Regions from separate parts of the Mus musculus genome. Here region 2 is linked to region 1. Evidence: chromatin contacts called from ENCODE Hi-C or POLR2A ChIA-PET data. All regions are on one chromosome and are shown on one strand. Each heading gives the region's core, a stretch centred on a gene start or an enhancer-like site at or near the end of the contact. The rest is flanking DNA. Distances are from core to core; before and after follow the strand shown. Region 1 holds the start of Bcan (brevican). Region 2 holds the start of Ttc24 (tetratricopeptide repeat domain 24).

Region 1 (2,643 bases), core at 90-2,589:
TGGAGAAGGGTACAGGGAGAGGCCAGTCGTCCCCCCCCCCCCCCCGCCCTGGCCCTCAGCTCTGGAAACAGTTTCTCTTTCTGAGATCTCATTGCGCATACAGGCTCACGGGGAAAGTGAGGTGGATGACCAGAGAGGGTTAGAGCTAACTCTGAGCCAAACCGGGAGCCAGGTCACTGTGCCCTCAGGAAGGAAAGCTGCACAGATAATGAACACACTCTGTAAAGAGTCAGACTTGGGAGTATTCGGGGACCCAGGACTACATGGCTAATGATGCAGCCGGGGGTCAGTTACAACGTCAGGCAAGATTTCCTACCGACCATACCTATTCTCACTGGCTCCATCTCCCACTCGGTCTGCCTTCATAGTCGCTAGCCTGAGCCTAAGCGGTCCTCCTAGATCCTCCCAGGACAGACTCCCCTGCTAAGCAGCGCTCTGGCCTGTGCTGTGCAGCGGGCCGGGCGAGCAGTCACTCGGGTTACCGCTGGCAAGTAAGCCAGGTGCTGGAGCGTTCTGAGGAGGGGAGGCTGGGAGCAGGAGCTACTCACACGCCCGCCCGGCCCTGTGGCTACCTCTTTTACCCGTGTTGGGGCAGCACGGGATGAGGAAGGAAGCCTGAGGCCAGAGGATCCGACTGCCCTGAGACATGAATTTTTGATCCAAGTGGCCAAGAGTGGCTACTGTGACACTTCCCGGAGGAAAGCCACCACAAGGACCGGAGCTCAGCAGTCCCCTGTCGTCTCCAGCCCGGGCATCCTTAGTCGCTCCGCAGCCCAGACGTCCCCTGGCTCCTGAAGGCTGCGCGGCGAGGACAGTGAGCGAGCAGACGCGTGGCTCAGGGTGCCGAAGCCGGCACAGAGCGCTGCGCGCCCACCTTCAGAGAGGCGCCGCTGCCGACCGCACCCCCGAGTGCCTGGGGACCCCAGGAAGCTACGGTGGGTCACTGTCTCGGTCGCCCACAGCAGCCAGTATCGCGGCCCGCTCTCGCCCTCGCCCGGATCCTTTGGCTCAGAGAGGTCAAGAAACTTACCCAAGGTCACACAGCAAGCAAGCAAGCGACCGATAGGGCCAGGCCTCCGCACTCACCTTGCGAGGTCCCCTCCGCGCACACCGCACGTCCCGCAGCCGCAGCCGAGACTGCGGCGCAATGCGCGGGCGCGAGCAGGGCCGGGCGCGCGGGACCCAGACAGGGGCGCCAGCTCGCCGGGAGCCTCACAAAACCCCCTTTCTTCCCACGCGCCCCGCCTTCCCCGCCGTCCCCGGCCCTTGCCGCCCCCGTGGGGGGCTCTGCGCGGTCACGGGACCCGCTGCCTTCTCTGTGCGGGTTCCGGGCGACAGCGGGCAGAGGGAGGACAAGCGAAGTAGGACAAGGTTCCGCGGACGGGAGCCCAAGACTTGCAGCGGGGAGGGCAGAAGGGGCGGGGAGGGAGCGATGGAGGGCGCTGTGGCGACGCAGGATGGAGAGTTAGAACACGGGAGGGACTTCTCATTGGTTAAAGGGAGGAAGACCGGCTCAAACTTAGTCGCGCAGAGGATGGAGGGACGACAGGAGCTTTGCCCCGGGAAAGAGGGCACTGCTGGGTGAAAAGGGGAAGTCCTTTTCTCAGGCCAGAGAAAAGGCAGATGACCACAGCCATCCCTCTTGAGGAAGCTTTGATCGGGCTGTGCTCCCCCGGTGCTCCTCTCCCTCCCCGGCGGAGGAGCTGACTTTGCAGTGGTTGACCAGGTGGAGGTCGACTCGCAGAACTACGGGTTAGGCAACCCAAGTCAAGAGAGTCTAGGCGCGCGGTATCAAGTGGTACAGTGAGTGATGGAGCAGGCGTCACAGGTTGCAGATCAATGTGTGCAGGAGAGCCTGCTAGCCTCGGCTGGGCTGCCCAGTGTGCAGCCAGGAGCCTGGGGGTGGGCCTCGAGGACTGCCAGCTGTCCCCCACCCCCACTTCACCCGCTGCTTCTCCCTGCTTTCCCAGGCTTCCCACTTTCCTCCTCTTGCTTGCGACTCCAGGCAAAGCCTTGGCACCAGCTGTAGGCCACTCAGCCAGATCCTTGTCCTCAAGGCCGGTGTGGGGGCTGTGACCTTACCATTTCTAGATCCCCAAATGCCGACTGTCTGCAGACACCTTCACCCCCAACTCAGGGAACAGTTTCCTAATCACGCCCCACCCCCTGCCTTGGATGGAGTTCCAAAAAAACAAAACAAAACAAAACCAAAAAACAAAACAAAACAAAAAAAAAAAAAAACGCCTTCAGAACCTCTGGAAAAAAACAAACTCCTCTCCAAAGCCTTACAAGTTTAAAGAGAGGACTCCAGCTAATGCCGCCCACTGTAAGGACAGGACAGAAGGACCTTGAAACCCAGGGCAGAGTCACGCAGGGAGAAAACTACCAGGCAGTGGTGCCAGCAGAAAGGAGAAAGGGGCCCCTGAAGAAGCTGCACAGGAGGCCTTCATTTATTCATTCCTTAAGCTTGACCCACAAGTCATCTATGTACCAGGCCCTGTCTGGGGCCCTAAGACTGGGGGAGTCACCAGTTGGGAAGGACTCTGAGGTGCTGGGTGCCAGCTCTGGGTTGCACCTGCATGGCTCACCAACACATGGGCTCCATGCCCTGCAGGTCTCCCAGGTGGAGCTAGGAAAGAAACC
Region 2 (2,643 bases), core at 50-2,549, 78 kb after region 1:
GCATATATATATATGTGTGTGTGTGTGTGTATGTGTATGTATACATATATATATGTATGTATATGTGTATACATATGTATATGTATGTTTTATATACATATATATATATATACATATATGTATATATATATACACACACACACACACAATTTAAAATCATCTTCAAAGGTCCACTTCTGTGACACTATATGAACTCAACTGTGCACCCCATCTGTCATTCCCTGGGGATTATGGTCCTCTTTAGTCAACATCTAAAGGGCTCATTTTTGTTATTTTGAATTGTGTGTACATGAGCACATGTGGTTATGTGCACCAGAGGCTTTGAATCCCATGGAGCTGAGGTCATCCTTGGTTACGAGCTGCCCGGTGTGGGTGCTGGGACCTGAACTCAGGTCTCTGCAAGATCAAAAAGTACTCAGAGCTGTCTTCTCAGCTTATCTGAGCGCCAGCATCTCCGTCAAAACAAAACAGACAAACAAAAGGCTGTCACACACCTTTAAAATCCCAACTCAGGATGTAAAGACAGGCAGATCTCTGGGAGTTCAAGGCCAGTCTGGTTTGCATAGTGAGTCCAGGACAGCAGGGTTACAAAACCCAAACAGGATACACAGGGCTTCCCCTCACCTCTTACACAAGGCCTTGTGACCTACGTGCTGCTGCTTTATAAACCAACGGGAATTCAGCACAGCCACCTCCAGCGGTGGCAGGAGCTGTACTAGCCCCGGGCACTCAAAGCTGAACAGACACTGAGTTAGGAAGAGGCTGATGTCCAGGAGGCGTCTGTGTGCATTGACTGTGCCCTTCCTATTGTCTCCTCTACTTTCTGCCAGTCGGTTCCCGCCTTGGTCCCCAGAGAACTCTTAAGTTCAGATAGATTCTTCTCATCAGCACATTTCTCCTGGACTGCCTCTCTTCCCAGGAAACTGAAAAAAAAAAAAAAAGCCGAAAAACGACCCCCCCCTCAACCCCCACTTTTTCTCTTTTACAGAGAGGGGGCAAAAGGGTTTCTGCTTTTCAAAGATATTTTCTCTGGAGTTGGGGATTTGGCTTAGTGGTGGAGAAAAGGGAGAGAGGATGAGAGGGAGGAAGGGAGGGTGGGAGGGAGGAAGGGAGGGTGGGAGGGAAAACTAGAAAGAGTTGCTTCTGAAAACACATAAAATCCCGACTTCATAAGGCTCCCCACCTTGAGGCACTCCAGGCTGTCACCTTGAGGCTCCGGACTGTCCCCTGCACAGTCTTGGGGACCCCACTCCAGGACCTCTTACCTCTGTCTGTCCTGTTTTCTCCACAGTGGCCTTCTGGAATGGTTCTGCTGGCTTAGGTTACTTCCCAGCAGCCTTGAGCGCAGAACTGTGTTACCAGACACCTGGCACTCTCCTTTCCTCCCAGGTAATCCTTCGAGTGACAGCTGTGGTAACCTATCTTAGTGGAGGACCCTAATGGTGCTCAGACATAGTCACCTAAGACCTGTTTCCCTTCCTGCTTGGCTGCCCCATCCCTGCGGACACACCTTCCAGTTCCTTCAAATAATATATCAAACTACCATGAGACAGTCATCTGTTCTTTCCCATCCTCTCTTCTTTTTTTTTTTTTTTTAAGATTTATTTATTATATGTGAGTACACTGTAGCTGTCTTCAGACACCCCAGAAGAGAGTGTCAGATCTCATTACAGATGGTTGCAAGCCACCATGTGGTTGCTGGGATTTGAACTCGGGACCTTTGGAAGAGCAGTCAGTGCTCTTAACCACTGAGCCCCCATCCTCTCTTCTTAATTTAATTTAATTCTAAGGTAGGTTCTTGTGGTGATCTTCTTTCCTTCTTTCCTTCCTGAGTGCTGGGATCACAGATTGTGCCACCAAGCCCTGCTCCGTCTCTCCCTTTCAGAGAGAGACATGACAGACCAAAGAACTCCATCTGCTACAGGGGGTGACTACAAGCTTTTTTTTTTTTAAATTATTATTTATTTTATGTATATGAGTGCACTGTAAACTCTGTAAACTCCAGGTTCTGTTTGATGTGTTTAATGAGAGGACAGGAGGCCCCACAATCACCAGGAATCTCTAACTCACCAGCTCACCAACCCATGAACCTACCACCAGTGGCTGCAACTAAACGAAATTTGCCCCTTTCCCCATTTGCCTAGGAAAAAGCCTTTTTAAGTAGAAGGGCCATTGCCAGAAACAGACTCCTGAAGTAGATGCACTGACCATAGTTGCAACACAGGCGTTTGCGCAGGCCTGGCACCCAGGGCCATCTCTGAGCTCCAGACAGGCTGAAGCTTCTGCTCTGGCCTGGCTTTCAGAGGTGCTAGCACAGCCTGTCCAGGCCAAGTAGGCCACAGAGTGGTCCCATACTCAGTAGGCTTTCCTTGAGGAAAATAGGGGGCGGGGGTGGGAGGGCCTGAAAGTGTTCTCAGCCAAGGTCCTAAGGGGCTCTCTCCCAGATCCTCTGTCATTCTGAACCAGCATCCAGTTCCCTTCAGTGCCACACCCACCATGTCCTCGAATCTCCTTCCACATCACTGACAATACAAGCAGCACCAACAATCAACGTGGTCACGATTAACACATACATTTCAATGATAACTTTAAATGCCAGTGGAATCAACTCTTCAAAAGACACAGACTGACAAAAGCCAGGGG

What was found. A loop is a pair of places that touch in the nucleus more often than their neighbours do. ChIA-PET counts read pairs that join two places held with the same protein, here RNA polymerase II (POLR2A).
Region 2: a loop to region 1 is called in a map of mouse trophoblast stem cell, with 2.9 times the contacts of the local background. The contact joins the promoter of Ttc24 here to the promoter of Bcan in region 1. A Hi-C loop is called at or near these places in 28 of 37 maps with a recorded cell type or tissue (CH12F3, Patski, T-helper 1 cell and 10 more). POLR2A ChIA-PET finds 5 or more read pairs at or near these places in 3 of 5 experiments (Patski and embryonic stem cell).

The regions. Positions count from the first base shown.
Region 1 is chr3:87,999,017-88,001,659 of GRCm38, forward strand. It overlaps Bcan (brevican), which reads right to left and starts at 1,340. Exons shown (of 14, transcript NM_007529.2): 1 at 1,087-1,340.
Region 2 is chr3:88,077,005-88,079,647 of GRCm38, forward strand. It overlaps Ttc24 (tetratricopeptide repeat domain 24), which reads right to left and starts at 1,300. Exons shown (of 10, transcript NM_172526.3): 1 at 1,266-1,300.